7 separate regions of the Homo sapiens genome follow, and all the other regions are linked to region 7. Evidence: chromatin contacts called from ENCODE Hi-C or POLR2A ChIA-PET data. All regions are on one chromosome and are shown on one strand. Each heading gives the region's core, a stretch centred on a gene start or an enhancer-like site at or near the end of the contact. The rest is flanking DNA. Distances are from core to core; before and after follow the strand shown. Region 1 holds the start of REXO4 (REX4 homolog, 3'-5' exonuclease). Region 2 holds the start of RALGDS (ral guanine nucleotide dissociation stimulator). Region 3 has its middle 19 kb from the start of GBGT1. Region 4 holds the start of GTF3C5 (general transcription factor IIIC subunit 5). Region 5 holds the start of SLC2A6 (solute carrier family 2 member 6). Region 6 holds the start of COL5A1 (collagen type V alpha 1 chain). Region 7 holds the start of BRD3OS (BRD3 opposite strand).

Region 1 (2,700 bases), core at 27-2,526, 610 kb after region 7:
ATACTTCACCCTGCTCCCCGCAGACATTTATTGAGATGATAAATGGCCACACCCAATTGCTCAGACCAAAATCCTAGGAGCCTCACTTCCCTGTTACTCCATCAACCTCTGCCTGTTACACACGCACATCAAATCTACCCACTCCCGGCCGGGCACGGTGGCTCACACCTGTAATCCCAGCGCTTTGGGAGGCCGAGGCGGATGGATCACTGGAGGTCAGGAGTTCAAGACAGCCTGGCCAACGTGGCGAAACCCCAGGTCTACTAAAAATACAAAAATTGGCAGAGAGTGGTGGCGTGCACCTATAGTCCCAGCTACTCAGGAGGCTGAGGCAGGAGAATCGCTTGAACCCAGGCGGCAGAAGTAAGGGAGGAGACCACCCCTCATATTGTCTTATGCCCAATTTCTGCTTCCAAATAAAGAAGTAAAAACTAAAAGGCAGAAATAAAATCCACAGGCAGACAGCCCGGCGCCGCGCCCTGGGCCTGGTTAAAGATCAATCCTTGACCTAACCGGTTATGTTATCTATAGATTTCAGACATTGTATGGAAAAGCATTGTGAAAATCCCTGTCCTGTTCTGTTGCGTTCTGATTACCGGTGCATGCAGCCCCCAGTCACGTACCCCCTGCTTGCTCAATCGATCACGACCCTCTCACACAGACCCCCTTAGGGTTGTAAGCCCTTAAAAGGGACAGGAATTGCTCACTCAGAGAGCTCGGTTTTTGGAGACGTGAGTCTGCCGATGCTCCCCACTAAATAAAGCCCTTTCCTTCTACAATTCGGTGTCTGAGGGGTTCTTGTCTGCGGCTCGTCCTGCTACAGAGTGAACTGGCAGGAACTCCTCCCGGTGCCTGGGCCTCAGTTTCCCCACTGTACGTGGAAGATGAGCCGCTGTGAGGCTGAGCAAGGAGCAGCCCAAGGCGGGAAAGGCTCGAGAGTCCAGGACGCAGGCGAGCGACCTAGCCCGGCTCTCACTAGCCCCACCGCCCAGTGCCCCCAGCTCAGCTGCCCTACCAGGTGCTACACACACAGCGGCCCCCCAGTTCCCTTCCGGCGTTCGCATCTCTCATCCCCATCCCGGATCTTGGGGAGGTCCTCGGCTTGCCCCAGTCAAACTCGAGGTCGATGACCCCGGATGCCGCTGGCTAAGGCGGCGGCCCAAGTCCCGTGCGGGTGAACCGCCCAGGCTGCGCGGAACCAGAGGCAGGGATCCGGTTTCCAGCCGGTTGTGGAGAGACGAGCGCTTCCGGGGACTGGAGCGTGCGTGCTGAGGTATGCGCAACGCGTGCGGGGTCTCTTCCGGAGTCTTTTCCTGGACGGGGTCCCTGCGGTGGGTGTGTTTCGGCCTGGCCTGGGCAGGCGCTTGTGCTGCCAGGGCGCCGGGCCCGGGGAGGCCGGGGTCTCGGGTGGCCGCCGGCCCAGGCGCTGGACGGCAGCAGGATGGGGAAGGCGAAGGTCCCCGCCTCCAAGCGCGCCCCGAGCAGCCCCGTGGCTAAGCCGGGTCCTGTCAAGACGCTCACTCGGAAGAAAAACAAGAAGAAAAAAAGGTTTTGGAAAAGCAAGGCGCGGGAAGTAAGCAAGAAGCCAGCAAGCGGCCCCGGTGCTGTGGTGCGACCTCCAAAGGCACCAGAAGACTTTTCTCAAAACTGGAAGGCGCTGCAAGAGGTGAGGCTTGAGGGGGCCCGGGCGGAGCGCTGCGCAGCTCATTCCCGCAGAACGCGACGGAGGGAAAGACTTGGGTAGCCCCAAAAGACCTGTAAAGGCAGATTTGAATCGAAATCTTGTAAACAGCTTTTCACAAGAAAGGTGGCCTGTTGAGGGAGGTCTCGAACTTGTTTGCTTGAAAGAAATTGATGAAAGAATTATTTCAAGTACAAAAAAGCAAAGATAAACCCTTGTACCTTTTGCATAATGAACTAACTAGAATGGATTTTACAAAGAGAAATTTAGCTTAAAATCCCGAAACCAGGCCGGGCGCGGGGCCTCACGCCTGTGATCCCAGCACTTTGGGAGGCCGAGGCGGGCAGATCCCCTGAGGTCAAGAGTTCAAGACCAGCCCGGCCAACATGGTGAAACCCCGTGTCTACTAAAAAAGTACAAAAAATATTAGCCGGGCGTGATGGCGCGCGCCGGTAGTCGCAGCTACTCGGGGAGCCTGAGGCAGAAGAATCGCTTGAACCCGGGAGGCAGAGGCAGTAGTAAGCCGAAATCGCGCCACTGCACTCCAGCCTGGGCGACAGAGCGAGACTCCATCTCAAACAACAACAACGAAAGAACACACTGGTCTGTGTAGCAAGACAGGGAGAAAGAAGATTCCTGTGTAGAAGTGAAAAGCAGATAGCAGACATGTGATGGGGTTCTAGCGACACTTACGGTCTTGAAGTAAATACTAATTGAGCTCCTAAAAATGTGCACTCTGCCATGTGCTCTATGCCATGCGTGTTGCAATCCCCACAATAAGACTGTGAGGTGGACACTTCCATCATCGCTATTGTACAGATGAGGAAATAGGCTGGAAAAGTTTAAATAGATCATCTAAGATTGCGGCTGGGAACCAGGTGGCTGACTCTGGAGTCCATGCTTTTAAGGCTGTGTTGTACCTGCTGTCTCCCTAGTGACCTGCACTTCTGTAGAGGTTGCCTGCTCTCTCCTAGACACTCTTCCACGTGCGTCACTCATACATTCTTACCACATCCCTT
Region 2 (2,700 bases), core at 65-2,564, 900 kb after region 7:
GGATGAACTGCCGCCTCACTCCAGTCACAGTGGAAGTGTTTCGTGGGTGTCTGAGGATTGGCACTTGGGAAGGGGGCAAGATGTGCTCGTGGAATGTGCTGTCTGGTCCCGCCCTCTCAGTTTACAGATGGAGAAACTGAGGCCCAATAGTACGGACCAGACCTGGGGAGGTTGGCATGGCCAGGGCTGCTGGCAGCAATTGCTGGCCTCCATGAAGACTGAAGGCTGAGGCCAGGGCAGGCCCAGTGATGAGTGAGGCATGAGGAAGGGTCCCATTCATTCATCCATTCTCCTGGCCCTGCTGTTAAGCCCCAGGCTGTCTTCCTTCCTCACTGGCTTCCAGAAAGAGTAGTTGAGGATGTCCCTGTCCCTGCTTCCCCTTCAGCCCCAGCAGCCCCACTTCCACCCTGAGACCAGGGATGTCCAAGCCACAAGCAGCCCCAGCTGACAGGCCACGCAGCCATGTGCTCTGCCCAGCGTTGTCACTCTTGATGCCTTCCTCCTTGTCAGATGCCTCTCAGCCCCAACCTTGGTGCCTTCCGCTCTCCCCCACCTCCCTGGCTTCCCCTCCTCTGAGGGTGTCTGTAAGGGGATAGTGTGGGGCTTTGCCCCAAAAAGGTAGGGCCCCACTCTCTGACCCTTTCCCCCACTGCACACACAGCCCCACACTCAGGATTTCCAATTGCACTGACAGGGTCACTGAACACATGGTCAGCCTCTCCAAACTCCGCCTGAGCCTGTAGTCAGGTGCAGGTGCTCAGTGCTGAGTGCTTCATGTCCATTACGTAATGTCATCCTCCCCGCAACTGTTTGAGGAAGTCATTTTCACTACCCAGATTTTCCAGATGAAGAAACAGTGAGGCTCAGAGGGGTTAAGCAACTTGTGGAAGGCCACAGAGTTGGGGAGAGGCTTTGCTGGAATTCGGGGTAGCTGACTCCAGGGCGGCTTCCCCACACATGATCAGCACGTACACATTTCAGCCCTACGCAACACACGCACTGCAGCAGCGTGACACGCAAACGGTGCCTAACCGGGGTACCCAAGGCCCCACGACACACGTGACAGCCGGTCCTCCGGGAGACCCAGCCAACGCGCACCCCTCGACCTCCCCGGCCCCGCCCTCTTTGTTCAGACCCCGCCCCTCCAGGCTCCCGGTCCCGCCCCGGGTCTGACCTCGGCGAGGGCGGGGCCGCGGGCGCGCGCACGCACGCGTCCCTCGGACTCTCCGGTTCCGCCCCTCCCCGGCCCCACCCTCTTCCCCTCCGGCCCCGCCCCCCAGCCTGACATCAGCAGGGCCGGGCCGCGGGCTCACAGCGGTGGCAAAGCCCAGCCGCGCGGGCCGCGCCGCCGCCCCCGCCGCGCGCCGGGCCGGCCCCGCGCCCGCGCTGCGAGCCTTCCATGGTGCAGCGCATGTGGGCCGAGGCGGCCGGGCCTGCTGGCGGCGCCGAGCCGCTGTTTCCGGGCTCCCGGCGGAGCCGCAGCGTGTGGGACGCCGTGCGCCTGGAGGTGGGCGTCCCCGACAGCTGCCCGGTGGTGCTGCACAGCTTCACGCAGCTAGACCCCGACCTGCCGCGCCCGGAGGTGGGTGAGCTGGGGCGGTCGGGCGGGGGGTGCGTCGGAGCCTCCCCACCCGCGGCAGAGCTGGGCAGGTCGGGGCGAGCCCCGGACGGGGCCGGGCGATCCCAGCGGGCCGCCTCCCTCCTCTCTCCTCCATAGGTGGGGGTCGGGGCCTTCTGCAGAAATCAGCCAGCAGGGTGGGCAGTGGGGGCTGCCGCCGCGCCCCGTCCAACAGTAGGGACCACGGCTGGGGTTTTGCGCCCCTCAATACCGTTCCAGGGCCTGCTGTCACCAAGGCCGCTGCAGCCCAGGTGGACCTTTTTCTGCGGCACTGTCCCTGTTTACATCGGTGGCCTGTGCCTTATTTCACTCAGTTCCCACCCAGGGCCCGCAGCGCGTCGTTAGCCTTTACGATGCAGGTGTGGAACAAGTGGTCGGGAAGGCCAAATCCTAGAATCCTCAGAGGTGATGAGACCATAGGGGCCTTCCAGACAGACCCTACTTGGGGCAGATGTGGATCTGGTGACCAGGGACATCGGGGCTGCTCAGAGCGGGGTGGGGGGGGGGTCGGGGGATGGGGTGGAGCAGCAGGCCTCCAACACGTGGGACCAGATGTCCTGGTGGTGAGGGGAGGAGGGTGGCCCAGGCCCAGGGCGGGCAAGACTTGTTTCTGCTTAACTGGAAAGAGTGCCAACACCCTGAATCGGTAAGGACTGGGTAGGATTCAGAGAAGGGAGTGGTGTACCTGTGATGGATGGAGGGGAGGGTGACTAGGTGAGGGCGGGGGCTTGTTTCTCGTGTGCCCTGGGTCTCTGGGTGGTGCCATCTGCCTCCCACCTGACTGCTGCTGACTACACAGCAGAGGGAGTGGAATCCAGAGATGCCCCCCTCGCCCTGCTCTGCCTGGGCACAGGGCCTGCACAGAGGCCATTCCTGGATCGGGGGCTCAGGGCCCATCAGAGCTTTGGCTGGGCTGCAGCCTTCACAGTGAACCTCCTGAGTCCCCGTGCGGCATCGTGTTGCCTTGCTGCGTCTCCAGTCGCTTCATGGCTTTAGACTGTGGCGCGTTGTGATTGCTGGCGATTGTTAGCCTGAGTCTCGTGCCTCTTGGTGTCCCGGTACCTAGACAGGGCCTGGATGCG
Region 3 (2,700 bases), core at 124-2,623, 880 kb after region 7:
TCTCACATTAGCGTGGTGATGTCCCCAGGAAGTAGACGTTAGAACCATCCCCATTGTGCAGGTCAGGAGACTGGGGAGGCCCTGAAAGGCACAATGGCTAGTTTGGGGTCACAGAACTGGCAAGAGGCAGGAGCTTGGTGACCCAGATGGCTTCCCCTCTCTGAGCCTCAGGGGCTGGGAGCATGAGAACACACTGGTTGGCTGTCCCAGCTCCCAGGGTGGCTGTGAGTACCTGGAAGTGCCCCTTGTCTCCCCTCACACATCTGCCATCACTCTCCCCATTTCCTTAACCCCCAGCACTGCTGCCACTTGATTTTTACGAACATCTGAATATGACGAACATACAGATTTTTACGAACATCTGAATATGACGAAGTAGCAAAGGTGGATATTCACTCATTCATTTCGTATCTGTCTCCTGGGCCCAGGCCATGCCGGGGCGGGGGGTGGGGGTAACAAGAATCCGGGGAGTTGCCAGGGGAAGGGGAAGTGCTCATCTGGGGAGTGCGTGGGCACAGAGAGATTCCAGAAGGAGGTGTCCTGTGGTCGTGGTTGATTCGTGGAGGGGAGGTGTGGTGATGGCACAGAGGGTGATGACTGGGACCAGTGTCTATCGGGTCAGCTTCCTGGGCTGCTGTCACAAAGTGCTGGGTGGCTCAACACAACAGAAATGTATTCTCTCACAGTTCTAAAGGCCAGAAGTCCAAAATCCAGGGGTCAGCAAGGCCATGCTGTCTCTGAAGGTTCTAGGAGAGGATACTTCCTTGCATCTTCCAACCTCTGGTGGCTGCCAGTTTCCTTGGCATTCGTTCCTGGTTTTGTAGACGTGTGACTGCAAACTGTGCCTTCATCAGTTCGTGTCTGTCCGCCTGTGCGTGTCTGTCCAATTTTCCCTGTTATCATAAGGATAGCAGTCATTGGATTAAGGCCCACCCTAATCCAGTATGACCTCATCCGGATTCTATCCGCACAGACCCTATTTCCAAATAAGATCTCATTCACGGGTACCAGAGATCTTTTTGTTCAGGGACACAGTTCAACCCGTAACAGGAGTATTGGGAATGATCCCCCTCCCAAAGGCCGGGTACCCGCGTGCCTACGGGGACTAGGGGAGCAGCGGGGAGTCGGAAGACATCGCAGGAACCCAGCCCCCAGCCAGGGGGTGTGGGGGCGTGAGCGGAGCCCGCCTGCTCCTCAGCTTGGCGCGCTCTGGCGGCAGCACCAGCAGGTGGCGCTGTGCCCTCCCGTGCGGCCGCCCAGCCCGGCGCGGAGCTGCCGCAGACAAAGGTCTCGCTTTCGGGTCGCGAGGAGCTTGCGCACAGCTGTAAACAGGCCAGGGGCACGGCCACCTCATGGGTGACACACACGGGAGGAAATCAAACCAGGCGGGGCCGAGGCGGGGTGACTGGGTGGCGACTTTGCGTCGGAGGCCGGCGGGGGGCGGAGGAGGAGGTGACAGGGGTGGCGAGGAGGACCATGGTTTGCAGACCGTGGTGTCAGCGGGGCGGAAAGGAAGGCAGGGAGGAGGGATAGGGGACCTGCGAGGCTGCAGGGGCCAGGAGTTTGCCTTTCGTTTGGTTCCTCGCCTGCAAGCTGAGCCGGCCTTTCTCAGGCCTCTCCAGAGGCCGTGCGGCTGATGACACTGCGGTTTGCAGATAGCTCTCCTGTTACTGCAGGCCCAGGTCTGCGGGTGCTCGGAAGGCAGCCCTGGGCACGGGTGGGCTGTCTGTGCAGATAGAGACTTGAGGGGTCCTTCCCCCCAACCCCAGCCCCAGACCCTGCCTCAGGGGAGCTGGGATGCCTGAGGTGGTCCTGCTGCTCCTGGTGGGGGTCAGCACAGCCCCTCAGAGGCGCCTTTGATATACAAAGGGGCGAGGCAGTGTGGGGCTGAGGAGCAGGGGTCAGGTCCCCGCCATGGAGCTGCTCACATGGCATCAGCGAAAGGGAGCGGAGTGCACAGCGGGCCGCTGGCCCAGGAGTGGAATGAGTGGAAGCCATTCCTTTATTTTATTATTATTATTATTATTATTATTATTATTATTGTTGTTGTTGTTGTTATTATTATTATTATTATTATTATTATTATTATTGAGACAGGGTCTTGCTCTGTGGCCCAGGCTGCAGTGCAGGGGCCAGATCACGGCTCACTGCGTCCTCGACCTCCTGGGCTCAGACCTCCAGAGTAGCTGGGGCGGCAGGTGCACGCCAACACTCCCAGCTAATTTTTGGATTTTTTTTGTAGAAACAGTTTCACCATGTTGCCCAGGCTGGTCTCAAACACCTGGGCTCAAGGGATTCCCCCCGCCTCGGCCTCCCAAACTGCTAGGATTAAAGGCTTGAGACACTGCATCCAGCAAGAGGCCATTTCTTACTGTCACCTCCCTACCCGCACAAGGCCCTCCCACCACCTCCTCGCTCACCGAGCTACCAGGCCCGCCCCTGAGGCTGCTGGTCCTTGACAGTTGGTTCAGCGATTGATTCACACAGCAGATACTGGCCTCTGTACACCTGGCTGGCGCTGGGTGCCTGGCCTGTGGGAAGCACCCTGGCTTCTGTGGAAGGCTCAGGGGTATGGGGCAGACAGATCTTGTGGAGAAGGCATGGGCTGCGAGCCTGGGGACCTGGATTCAGTGGCCACTCTGCCATCAGTGGCGTGGTCAGTCACCATTGCACGCTAGCCACAGGACTATTCTCCACAGA
Region 4 (2,700 bases), core at 128-2,627, 990 kb after region 7:
CGCTCGTCCCGTCACTGTAACCCACACCCCTGTTCTATTTAAAATAGCCAATTGAGATTAGCTTAGATTGTGTGGTCCAACTCCAACCAGCAGGGACAGGACACAAAAACAGGGACTGACTGCCTTAGGGATAAAAACCCATTCCAGGCTGGGCACGGTGGCTCACGCCTATAATCCCAGCACTTTGGGAGGCCAAGACGGGTGGATCACCTGAGCTCAGGAGTTCAAGACCAGCCTATAGGACACAGTAAATTCCACTTCAAAGATTTTAGCCTTTTACCTTCCTTTAAATTCAAGAGGGGGAAAATTAATAAATACAATGAGTTATGAGTTCCATTTCAAAGAACCAATATGTCAGTATGTTCAGCTTCCCTGTTCTTTGTTCTCCATTTTAAAGTTTAACCCCTCGTTCTTTACGCCTCCTTGCCCCTAGTTTCAGTAAACAACCCCTTCCTAGCTTCTATCACCTGCTCTGTCCTTAGTCATCCTGAGTCACCTGCTCTGTAACCATCCTTCCCACCAAAACTACTCACCCCGCCACTCAGGCCTGTGCCCCTGCCCTCTTTGAAATAACCAATCGGAATTAGCTTAGACTGTGCGGTCCAACCCTAGCCAATATGGGAAAGACACAGCAGTAGAGACTAGCTGTGTAAGAGATAGGAACCCCTTCCCCTTCCTTGTCGGTGTGCTCTCGCCATTGCTCCATCCGCAAGATGCACCCTTCTATAGAAGGAAATTTGCCTTGCTGAGAAAACTGTTTGCCAGAGTGCTGATTCTTCTTTGCGGCACCCAAAATTTATTTCCAACAAGCCTGACCAACATGGTGAAACCCCCTCTCTACTAAAAAATACAAATTTAGCCGGGCGTGGTGGCATGCGCCTGTAATCCCAGCTACTCTGGAGGCTGAGGCAGGAGAATCGCTTGAACCCTGGAGGCGGAGGTTGCAGTGAGCCAAAATCGCACCACCGCACACCAGCCTGGGAAACAAGAGCGAAACTCCGCCTGAAAAACCAACAAAAAAACAAAAACAAAAACAAAAATCCTTCCCTTCTTTGTTCTGTTGGCTCTCTTGCAGCGGCCAGAAGAGCGAGCAGCACCCTTCTGCGTAAGTAAATTTGCTAAATTTCCCTTGCTGAGAAATCCTTTGAGTGCTCGTTTTCTTTGCGACTCCGAGCTCTTATTCCAACACCGAGATTCCCAGCCCCTTACCCGGGAGACGCCTTCCTCGCCGCCCAGAGTCGGCAGCATCTTAGCCACATCACGCACCACTCCCGGGTACTCCACGCACACCATGCGTCGCTCCCGCCTCAGCTCCACGGGGACGGCGGCCCCCAGCCCCAAATCGGCCGCCTCCGCCGCCATCCCTGTGCGTCTGGCAGGGCCCGCCAGGGTCCGTCCCACAAAGTACTCCCAAAGGCCTCGCCTCAATTGTTCCGCGAAGGAATCGTTCCGGGCTCCCTCACCGCTCGCGTCATCCTAACTCCCCGGGCTCAGCAAGACGCGAGGGCCTCCAGGGAGCAAATGGCCCATGGGAGGGCCCATGTCTTCGGGAAAACGACCGCCGTGTCCTCGACTTTTTATTTAAAATTAAGCGAGTTAGTCCACCGGGCGGGGCAAGCACCAGTCTCTCCTACTAGCCAGCGAGGGACCCGGAGGATAATAAGACACAAACCTCCCTCGACTTCAGCCAATGAGAATCCGAGGGCCGAGCGAGTTTTTTTTTGAGCCAATGAGAAGTCCGGAGGAAGCTAGGTCCCACCTTCTCCTCCAGCTTCGTACGTTTTAACCAATAAAGAACTAGAGTTAACCACGTCCCAGCCCTCTTCTGGGTATTCCACCCAATGACACCTCGGGGGCGGGCCAGAGGCAGACTTCCGGCCCGCCTGCTTGGTGGGGAAAAGGTCCCGGCTGAGAATTGATTTCCGCATTGGGTCGGCCTGGTATTCTGTCGGTGTTGGCGCTTCTTCTCCCAAGCTCTTGCAGCCCCCTCGGGACTAGGTTTCCAACGGCGCTTGCGGGGGGCCTCGCGGAGGTGGATGTGGAAAAGGCGAGCGCGGGGGAACTGTGCTGTAACCATCGCCCCGCCTCCACAGAAAGCCCCGAAGCGCCGGCTCGGGGCCGAACGCGGGCATCCGGCGTTCGTCTGTTAGGCAGGCAGACATTAAGCGCCTACTGTGTGCTGGGCCCTACTCAAGACCCAGGCGGGGAGAACGGCGTCTGTCCGGTAGGCGCCCAGGGCTGCTGCAAAGCCCCGGAGCGAGGAGTGTGGCCCCTCAAACAGGGAGGAGATGAGGTCCGAGGCCGACCGAGGTCAGAGACCCGCACCCACGAAAAGGGTCCACCCGTCGGGCTGGCTGCTTCCCAGTGCCGTGGAGAGCCCCTGAAGGTTTCTTTTTTTGAGAAGGAATCTCGCTGTGTCGCCCAGGCTAGAATGCAGTGGCGCTTTCTCGGCTCACTGCAACCTCCGCCTCGGGTTCAAGCTATTCTCGTGCCTCAGCCTCCCGAATAGCTGGGATTACAGGCGCCTGCCACCATGCCCGGTTAATTTTTGTATTTTTAGTAGAGACGAGGTTTCACCATGTTGGCCAGGCTGGTCTTGAACTCTTGACCTCAAATGATCCGCCTGCTTCGGCCTCCCCAAGTCCTGGGATTACAGGCGTGAGCCACCGCGCCTGGCCCCTTGAAGGGTTTTATGCGGAG
Region 5 (2,700 bases), core at 23-2,522, 550 kb after region 7:
GGAAGTTGCAGTAAGCTGAGATCGTGCCACTGCACTCCAGCCTGGCCAACAGAGCGAGACTCCGTCTCAAAAAAAAAAAAAAAAATACACATATAGATATGTAAAAATACATACACATATATATGTATATACGTATATATATGGCCACGAGGACTGTGCAGCCTGATCACCATACCAGGGTGTGCCTGAGTCCAAAGCCTATGATCTTGATGGCAAGAAAACGGTGACGTAAAGGGGCTGCACAGTTTAATGGGGGCCCCAATAGCAAATATGCAAAATAGGCACATGAGGAAAAGACTGGAAGAGGCTAAAACGCCATCAAGGTCAGGCTGACGGGAGATGGATGTGATTTTATTGTTCTATTATGGTTGTATTTCAATCATAATAAAAGGGAATTCTAACTTTTAAAAATGCTTTACCATGTTAATAGCTAAAATGGGAAATGACCCAAATACTCAGCAACAAAGGCTCCGTTTAAAAGCGTGTGTGGCACGTCCATCCAACAGAGCAGGGCGTGATTCCGTCCTCTTCCCGAAAAGGCCCAAAGGGAGAGGTGGAACTGCTGTGGGATTTTTTGAGGACGGTCTTCCCGGGAATTTTCCATTTCTGCTTTTCTTATTTTTCAATGTTATCTTACTACCTGGGTTACGTGTCACGAGCTCAGGTTATTTCTACCACCAGAGCCTGGGGTGGAGGATACAGACCTCGCCCACTGGAGCTGCCCACAGCGCCTCGCCGGCCCCTCCTGCCTCCTTCGTCCCGCACATCCGCTGCTGCCCTGACACACCCCGATTCCCTGGTGCCAGGGAGAGCCAGGGCAGAGGTGGCCCTGAGACGCCACGCGACGGGGAGGGCTAGAGCGTAAGGAGGAGCGAGGTGCGCATTCGCTGTGACCCTGGCGCTCGGCTTCGCCTCTCTGGGCCTCGGTTTCCACCCCGCGGGAGCGAGTACGACAGGGGCTGCGCGCATTGCCGCAGTCACGCCTGCAAGAGCCGGGCCGGGTGAGCCGCTTCCGGCGCTCCGCGGGGGCCCCGGACGATCCAGCAGGGGCTCCGCCCTGGGACCCCCATCCTGTCTTGGGGCGTGACCTTCGGGGGCGCACGCGGTGCCGGCCGCGCCCGGGGAAGCCGGGTCCGCATCCGAGCATCAGGACAGCCTGCGGCCGCCCCATTGGCCGGCGTGTCTCTGCAGGGCCGTCCCACAGCCAATAGCGGCCAAGGGGCGGAGCCTGGCCGGTGCCCTCGGAGCTGCTGGCCCCGGGCGGCTGCTCCAGTCTGAGCGCCCTCCGCTCGCCCCGAGAGAGACCCGGCCATGCAGGAGCCGCTGCTGGGAGCCGAGGGCCCGGACTACGACACCTTCCCCGAGAAGCCGCCCCCGTCGCCAGGGGACAGGGCGCGGGTCGGGTGAGAGTCGCTAGGTTGGGGGCTGCGGGTGGGGCCTGGGGGTGGCCCTGGTTCCCTCCAGCCGGCGGCAGGCTCCCGCCCTGGGCCTCCCCTGACCTAGTCGCCACCGAGGGGCCATCTGGCTCCCTCCTGTCCCAGACACGCTACTCCTATTTAAGGAACTGGTCCCCCTAAGGGAAGGAACGATCCACGAGAGTACCGGGCCCAGCCCCCCACTGCCACAGACAGTGAGACTGAGGCCCCAGCGAGCAGGGGTTCTGCCTGAGGTCACACAGCAAGCCTCCAGCCGCCGCCCTGGGGGCAGAACCAGAGCCTCCTCTTCCGGAGAAAAGGCCCCAGCACCAGAGGCTCAGCCACTGCGGATGAGCTAACAATGGCCTGGGAATTTCCCAGGGGAGCTGGGGCTCAGGCCCTGGGAACGTGAATGGCCTTGGACCCAGGCCTCCCTAGCACTGCCCGCTGAGCCGGGCAGCCACTGGGTTCAGAAAAGGCAATGGTCCCTGGAGGAGGGACTCAGAGACCCTGGTCTTTTTGTCCGCCACCATCACCAGGACCCTGCAGAACAAAAGGGTGTTCCTGGCCACCTTCGCCGCAGTGCTCGGCAATTTCAGCTTTGGGTATGCCCTGGTCTACACATCCCCTGTCATCCCAGCCCTGGAGCGCTCCTTGGATCCTGACCTGCATCTGACCAAATCCCAGGCATCCTGGTTTGGGGTAAGGACCATCCTCTGGAGGAGGGTGGGTGCAGGAAGGAGGGACCTGCTGAGCCTTATCTCCAGCTAGGAACCTCCCAAATTCTCCACCTTGGGGGTCCCTCCAGGGCCCTGGTCCCCCCTCCCCCAGCCATCCAGGCCACTAGTGGGTGGGGTAAAGCTACAGGATTCCTCTGAAATGAGGAACTGAAAGCCAGTGGAGAGGGTGAGGGAAGGAGCAGGTGGGGAGGTGGCTGTCAGGGTCTATACTAGGTGGGGCTGAGGCTTCCCCGGGTCCCCACACCCACAGTTGGCTGGATGGGGGCAAGGGTATCAGGTGTCAGTGGGGAGAGGCACTGGCTGGGGCAAGGAGAGTCCGCAGGACAGATTGTGGGCTGATGGAGAGGAAGATCCCAGAGTCCCAGAGTCTAAAATTATAATCTTAATAGCCTCATATGTAGAGTTGTTAACATAGTAGTTAAGATAAAAATTCCCAAGGTTTACTGAGCACTTCCTATGTGCCAGGCATGTGTTGGGCACTGAACGTTCATTGATTCTCAGGGCCAACGCCACGAGGTAGAACTTGCGCTCTCCCCATAAGACAG
Region 6 (2,700 bases), core at 19-2,518, 620 kb before region 7:
CCTTGGCAGAAGGAATCCCACATCTGCATATCATCCCAACCACTCACAGCCCCGCCTGCAAGCCCATCTCTGGCTTTGCTCCACGCATCCCATCTCTCAGCAGCGAATCCAGGAAAAGCTGCCTTCCAGGGATCAAGAAGTTTGGGGGTGGGATTAGGAGCAGGGCTGTCTACCACCCTGCAGGGGTCCCCAGTGCCCCCGAACACTTAGGTGACCAAGGCTGCAGGAAACGCTGTCCCTGGGGAAAGCAGGGCGCCAGCTCAGCCTAGAGTGACAGTGCCTGGGGGAAGTTCAGTGCTGGGGGCCCAGGCTTCTGGGATTCCCCCCATCCCCAGGAGTCCCGGGATTTGAAGGGCTGTAACTCTAGGGGGCGGCCCTGCCCGGTTTGGAGCAGAGGAAGTTCTGCTGTAGGGCTGTGAGGGCCCAAGCTGGGCGCCTGTGATGTGGGACAGAGAAGGAAGGTTTTTGGGACAAAAGTTTGCCCGCCTCGTGGACAACCCCTCCTGCTGATCCAGCCCTCGGTCCTTCCTCGGCTCGCGCGACAGCCCCACCCGACCCGCCCGTCTGGGGAGGGGGCGGCGGCGCGCCCGCGGGCATTGTGTCTGCGTGTCGTCATCTCGGGGGGGCCCCCAGCAAATGGCATTCGTGGTCTTGGCCCGTGCATTCCACAGGCCAAGGAAGAAAAGTTCTGCGGGCGAAGGCGCCCGGGGATGACAGCGGCGCCCGGGCTGCGCGCGCCCCATCCCGCAGCCCCGCGCCCCGGGGCGCCCTTACCTGCGCGGCTCGGAGGCGGCGCCCACAGCAGCAGCAGCAGCAGCGGGGGCAGCAGCGGGGCGCCCGGGCGGAGCGCGCTGCGCGCTTTCCAGCGGGTATGGACGTCCATGCCGGCGGGGCGCGGGCCGGGGCGCACAGGGGCGCTCGGAGGCGCGCGGGGACGCACAGGGGCGCGGGTCACGGCCCGGGCAGCGCACTCAGCAGGGACCGCACCACTTTAGGAGGTCATGGGGACCTCGGCACCCCCCGTTCTTCTTTGTGGCGGCGGCTGTTCTGGAAGGGGCGGCTGGCGCGCTCGCCCACGGGCGGGAGGGCTCGACTTTGGCCCGCGGGGCGGCCGGGACCCCGCTGGGCTAGCTCGCCCTCGCCTCCTCCTCCTCCTCCTCCAACTCCTTCTCGCCTCCTCCTCGCCGCCGCCGCCCCGCGACCCGCTCCCCGTGGGCGCTCCGCTCGAGTGAGGTCCTGCGCCAGCCGCGGGGACGGAGAGTGCGGACCTCGCCTTCGGCGCGGAGCACTTTTTTCCCCCTTTTCCTCCCTCCCTCTCTCCTGGAAGGCAGCCGCGGAGGCTGTCGATCCCCAACGCCCGCAGCAAATCAGAGCCCGGCGCTGGGCTCGGCGAGGCCAGCCCCCGCCTCCCACTGGGCGCCGCGGGCGAGGGGGTGGGGACAGCGGGCGAGTCGCAGCGAGGAAGGGGCTGGCCCGGGGCGGAGCGGACGTGGGGCGGGCGCGGCCCCCTGTTCTTTCTCTGAGAGCCGGTAGGCGGGCGGGCCTGGGGCGGCCTCGGAGCCCAGGGGCCCACCCTGGTCCCCCCACTGTTCCCACCCCAGGTGCCCGCACCTGGCCATGCTCCAAGAACCAGTGCAGAGGGGCCCCGAGGTTTGATCACTTCGGGTTAAAAAGAAAGTTGCAGTTTACCCCGCCTAACTTTTTCTTTAACGTGGAGGAGTTCAGAGCTCCTCTTCTGGGTGGAGACTAAACTTCCCATCCAGCCAGATCAGGGCGCCCAAGACTGTGGCCTACGTGTCAACCCGGACCGAGGACCTGCCTCCTAACTGCAGATTGGCACGGGACCGAGCTGGGGTCTGACTTCCCAAGAGCTCCCGGGACCTCCATGTGCTTGGACGGGAACATCTGGGTTATTAATCAGGCGAAGTTTGGCTCTGCGGCCCCCAGGCTCTCACCCCTCACTCCTGCCCACTCCCTGGTGGCCCCTCTGCAATAAAAAGGAAACCAAAGAAGGCATCCCCTTGGGAGTGACAGCTGGCGCAGGGAGAAGGCATTCCTGATCGGCTGCTCTCGGAGAAGAGCTGGGGCCCTGATTCTCCTGCCTGGCTTCTTTAAGCCCCTCGGGGTCTCCTCCAGCAGGAGGCCCGCCAGTCTCTGGGTGGTAGGTGGGCGTCTCTCCCTCCAGCTTCCCCAGGCCTGGCCTCCCTGCACAGCCTCCTGAAGCCTGACCCACACCCCTTCCCCAAGGGCTGCAGGGCTAGTTTTTTAAAAGGAGGGAATCAGAATGAATTAAGAACGATTTGCAAACCCTGGGCCATCCCCATTCCCTTTGAACAAACAATTTAGCCAGAGATGCCAGACAGGGCTGGGACTCCCCTCTCCAGTTACATCTCCAGACTGGGCGTGAAATTCCCCAAATGCTCTTTAATTCTCACCATTCTGGAAACAGGAGGTGAGAGAGGCGTCCGAGGTTAGGTTTGCCAGGATAGCCATGGCAGGCTCCGGAGCTGGGTGATAGGTCGCTGTTGCTAACTTGGTGATGAGGCTTTTAGTCTCCATATCTGCCACATGCGCTTGCATAGATATCAAATATTTCGCAGGAAAAGAATGAGAAGCTCTTCACACACAGACGTGGGGAGGTGCTTGAGATACATTCAGTAAAGCAAATGTTAGTTCTGACCTGTTTCCTTGTTGATTTTA
Region 7 (2,700 bases), core at 76-2,575:
GGAGGCGGGCGTAGCCTTCAGACAAGGCCTTCTCTGCCAGGGGGACACGGCCACTCATCCCCTCCCCCGTCCCGCTGGACTCCTGGGAACCCTGCTGTTCTGAGACGGCCCACGCGCACTAAATTAACGGACAGCTTTCCCAGCTTTGGGGCTTAAGGATCCCTCGTTTAACTGAATGGTAGAAATTAGGAATTCCGCCCATTTGCAGGCAACGTCCTCAGGAGGGTTGTGTGGTGAGGAAATGAGGCGGCCTCACCATTCTGAAGACACCTGAGACCCATTCAGGGGACCGCACACAGGTCAGAGCGGCGCCCGGCCACAGCTCTTCCGGGTGCAGCTGTGTGGAATTGACAGGGACGAGGCGTCACACCCTGGGGGGTGATTCTGCCACCATGGCCTGGACCACTGAGCTTGAAGAGATGGATCCAGTGCCCTGAGGAAGGGACATGGTGGCCCCAGACGCAAGCTGGAAGGAGCTCCGGTGGCACGCCCCGCACGCATCTGTCCGGGCCAGCTTTCAGGGCAACGGCTGTTCTGACCCACCCTGGGGATCCAGCCCCAGCGTTTGTTCAGGTCTCGTCTCTCCCCAAAGGTGCTGCTGCAAAGGAACGAACGTGCTGTCAGGAGAGGGGAAGTCAAGCGCCCCGGCAGCGGCGGCAGTCTGCAGCGCAGCATCAAGTCTCTGGGGGTCAGCGGCCTAGATCGAGCTACTTACGTCCCGTGGGGCAGCCTGGGAGCTGGGTGGAGAGTGAGACGGGCGCCCAGTGCCAGCTTTTTCAGTCACTGGGAGGTGCTGGGGAGGCTGCTTGTTGGGGCTTCAGGGTCTCCATCTGTGAAACAGGAGCCAGCGGCGCTTGAAAGGGCGCGGGTTCCCGGAGACGCCGCCAGGCGTCAGCCCCGGGACCGGAAGGGGCCCCCAGGGCCGCCTTGCTGCTCCGAGCATCCAGCTCCCGTGAGGCCCCTGGACCCAAACAAAAACGATGTCAGGAGAAAACAAACAGGGAAGCATCGCAACCCACTCCCGAACGCCTTCCCAGCTGCGCAGCGTCAGGGACCTCCCCTCCTGGGATGCCTGCGCTAGGTCAGCCTCAGCTTCCCGGGCCCCCATCGCGCGTCCCCGCCACCTGCGCGCACCCTGGGGTCCCCGTCGCGTGGCCCGCGGCCCCCATCCCCGCGCCCCAGACCCCGCGCGCTCTGGGTCGCCCCATCCTCCAGCCCCCTATCGTCTGCCCGCATCCCCGGGTCCCCCACGTCGCCCGCCCCAGTCACCGCTCGTCGCGGGCCTCGGAGATGCGGGCAGCGGCGCGACGCACTGCGGGGCTCCCAGGGCGGGGCCGGCGGCCGCTGGGCCGTGTCTCCATGGCAGCGCCGCAGGCCTGGCGAGCCGAGCGCAGAGGCTGGGCAGGCGTGTGCGACGAGCCCAAGCCATCGATCGCTCCGCGAGGAGGGGCTGGGCCCGCCCCGAATAGGAACTGGAAGAGGAGGAGGAGGGGCTGGAGGAGGAGGGGCTGGAGGAGGAGGGGCTGGAGGAGGAGGAGGGAGGAGGAGGAGGAGCTGGGAGAGGAGGGGCTGGGAGAGGAGAAAGGGCTGGATGAGGAGGAGGGGCTGGAGGAGGAGGAGGGGCTGGGAGAGGAGGAGCTGAACGAGAAGGAGGAGCAGAAGGAGGAGTGGAGGAGAAGGAGGAGCAGGAGGAGGAGCTGGGGGAGGAGGAGGAGCTGAGAGAGGAGGAGGAGATGGAGGAGGAGGGGCTGGATGGTGAGGGGCTGGGAAAGGAGGAGGGGCTGGGAGCGGAGGTGGGAGGAGGGGCTGGCAGAGGAGAAGGGGCTGAGGAGGTACTGGAAAAGAAAGAGGAGCAGGAGCTGGAGGAAGACGTGGAGGAGGAGCTGGAGGAGGATGAAGAGAAGGAGTGGGACGCCCACAACCCTGTTAGTAAGACACTGCCGGACTGTATGGTCTTATCATCTTGGTTTTCGTATTTCTGCTTGTGTGGTTACTTTTGCCACTGCTGTTACTGCTTTTATTAGTATTCTTACTCTCAGTAATTGATACAATTATTTTTAATTAATTAAATGTCCGGGCTTACTATCTCAAAAATAGGTCTTGAATTTCTCCATCTCATCCAACCAAGCCAGGCCTCTATACTGCTCATTTGGACTCCTCAACAGCCCCATGAAAGCAAGGTCTATTTCCTTTTCTCACTCCACCTCCAATCATACTCCAATAGCACTCTTTTAGTATCTACCCTTTTCCCCTAATTTTATGGTTTTCTCCAATGCCAATTAAGAAAACTAGCATAATGGAACCTGGTGTGGTGGCTCACCTCTGAGTCCCACCTACTTGGGAGGCTGAGGCAGGAGGATCCCTTGAGCCAGGAGTTCGAGGCTGCAGTGAGCCATAATCATGCCACTGCACTTCAGCTGGGACGAAACAGCAAAACCCCATCTCTAAAAAAAAAGAAAATAAGCATAACAGACATCCAAGGAAGATGCTTAGTGTGAGCACTAAGCCCACAGCTGTGGAACGCACATTCTTTTTTTTTTTTTTTTTGAAAGGGAATCTCACTCTGTCACCCAGGGTGGAGTGTGGTGGCACGATCTCAGCTCACTGCAACCTCCGCCCCCCAGGTTCAAGCGATTCTCCTGCCTCAGCCTCCTGAGTAGCTGGGACTACAGGCGCCGGCAACCACGCCCAGCTAATTTT

Evidence for each region. Hi-C counts contacts between places; a loop is a spot of excess contacts on that map. ChIA-PET counts read pairs that join two places held with the same protein, here RNA polymerase II (POLR2A). Pooled maps may share reads with other maps.
Region 1: a loop to region 7 is called in a map of posterior vena cava, with 9 times the contacts of the local background. The contact joins the promoter of REXO4 here to the promoter of BRD3OS in region 7. A Hi-C loop is called at or near these places in 1 of 168 maps with a recorded cell type or tissue (posterior vena cava), 2 of 37 single-sample maps with no recorded cell type and 10 of 50 pooled maps. POLR2A ChIA-PET finds 5 or more read pairs at or near these places in 2 of 52 experiments (GM12878 and activated T-cell).
Region 2: a map of endothelial cell of umbilical vein shows a loop between it and region 7 (33-fold over the local background). The contact joins the promoter of RALGDS here to the promoter of BRD3OS in region 7. A Hi-C loop is called at or near these places in 1 of 168 maps with a recorded cell type or tissue (endothelial cell of umbilical vein) and 9 of 50 pooled maps. POLR2A ChIA-PET finds 5 or more read pairs at or near these places in 1 of 52 experiments (activated T-cell).
Region 3: a map with no recorded cell type shows a loop between it and region 7 (6-fold over the local background). The contact joins the enhancer-like site here to the promoter of BRD3OS in region 7. A Hi-C loop is called at or near these places in 5 of 37 single-sample maps with no recorded cell type and 6 of 50 pooled maps. POLR2A ChIA-PET finds 5 or more read pairs at or near these places in 1 of 52 experiments (H1).
Region 4: a pooled map shows a loop between it and region 7 (19-fold over the local background). The contact joins the promoter of GTF3C5 here to the promoter of BRD3OS in region 7. A Hi-C loop is called at or near these places in 1 of 37 single-sample maps with no recorded cell type and 9 of 50 pooled maps. POLR2A ChIA-PET finds 5 or more read pairs at or near these places in 1 of 52 experiments (GM10248).
Region 5: a loop to region 7 is called in a map of CD14-positive monocyte, with 4 times the contacts of the local background. The contact joins the promoter of SLC2A6 here to the promoter of BRD3OS in region 7. A Hi-C loop is called at or near these places in 4 of 168 maps with a recorded cell type or tissue (CD14-positive monocyte, CD4-positive, alpha-beta T cell, CD8-positive, alpha-beta T cell and 1 more), 2 of 37 single-sample maps with no recorded cell type and 8 of 50 pooled maps. POLR2A ChIA-PET finds 5 or more read pairs at or near these places in 3 of 52 experiments (Caco-2, MCF 10A and activated T-cell).
Region 6: a loop to region 7 is called in a map of sigmoid colon, with 2.9 times the contacts of the local background. The contact joins the promoter of COL5A1 here to the promoter of BRD3OS in region 7. A Hi-C loop is called at or near these places in 1 of 168 maps with a recorded cell type or tissue (sigmoid colon) and 1 of 50 pooled maps.

Annotation. Positions count from the first base shown.
Region 1 is chr9:133,416,586-133,419,285 of GRCh38, reverse strand. REXO4 (REX4 homolog, 3'-5' exonuclease) reads left to right here and starts at 1,276. Exons shown (of 8, transcript NM_020385.4): 1 at 1,276-1,666. The coding sequence starts at 1,442. It also overlaps a transcript of ADAMTS13 not described here. RefSeq lists an enhancer at 962-1,181 and a silencer at 1,292-1,531.
Region 2 is chr9:133,119,854-133,122,553 of GRCh38, reverse strand. RALGDS (ral guanine nucleotide dissociation stimulator) reads left to right here and starts at 1,314. Exons shown (of 18, transcript NM_006266.4): 1 at 1,314-1,582. The coding sequence starts at 1,400. RefSeq lists a silencer at 1,025-1,734 and an enhancer at 1,714-2,410.
Region 3 is chr9:133,143,129-133,145,828 of GRCh38, reverse strand. It overlaps a transcript of RALGDS not described here. Among named protein-coding and RNA genes, the nearest start is that of GBGT1, 19 kb to the left of the region's middle. RefSeq lists silencers at 1,064-1,183, 1,214-1,313 and enhancers at 1,460-2,019, 2,472-2,561, 2,612-2,700. Within about 2 kb of position 1,373, at least 27 of the 41 ENCODE cell types and tissues checked have a DNase peak (open chromatin) inside an H3K27ac peak, as active enhancers do.
Region 4 is chr9:133,029,674-133,032,373 of GRCh38, reverse strand. It overlaps GTF3C5 (general transcription factor IIIC subunit 5), which reads right to left and starts at 1,377. Exons shown (of 11, transcript NM_012087.4): 1 at 1,210-1,377. The coding sequence starts at 1,362. It overlaps LOC105376306 (a long non-coding RNA gene), which reads left to right and starts at 1,952. Exons shown (of 2, transcript NR_135119.1): 1 at 1,952-2,224. RefSeq lists enhancers at 1,357-1,616, 1,061-1,712, 1,947-2,196.
Region 5 is chr9:133,477,671-133,480,370 of GRCh38, reverse strand. SLC2A6 (solute carrier family 2 member 6) reads left to right here and starts at 1,272. Exons shown (of 10, transcript NM_017585.4): 1 at 1,272-1,403; 2 at 1,955-2,117. The coding sequence starts at 1,312. RefSeq lists enhancers at 761-1,262, 1,683-1,742 and a silencer at 873-1,522.
Region 6 is chr9:134,640,371-134,643,070 of GRCh38, reverse strand. It overlaps COL5A1 (collagen type V alpha 1 chain), which reads right to left and starts at 1,268. Exons shown (of 66, transcript NM_000093.5): 1 at 775-1,268. The coding sequence starts at 883. RefSeq lists an enhancer at 1-289.
Region 7 is chr9:134,024,106-134,026,805 of GRCh38, reverse strand. It overlaps BRD3OS (BRD3 opposite strand), which reads right to left and starts at 1,325. Exons shown (of 3, transcript NM_001355256.2): 1 at 1,270-1,325; 2 at 716-961; 3 at 1-598. The coding sequence starts at 58. RefSeq lists silencers at 1,032-1,451, 1,762-1,891.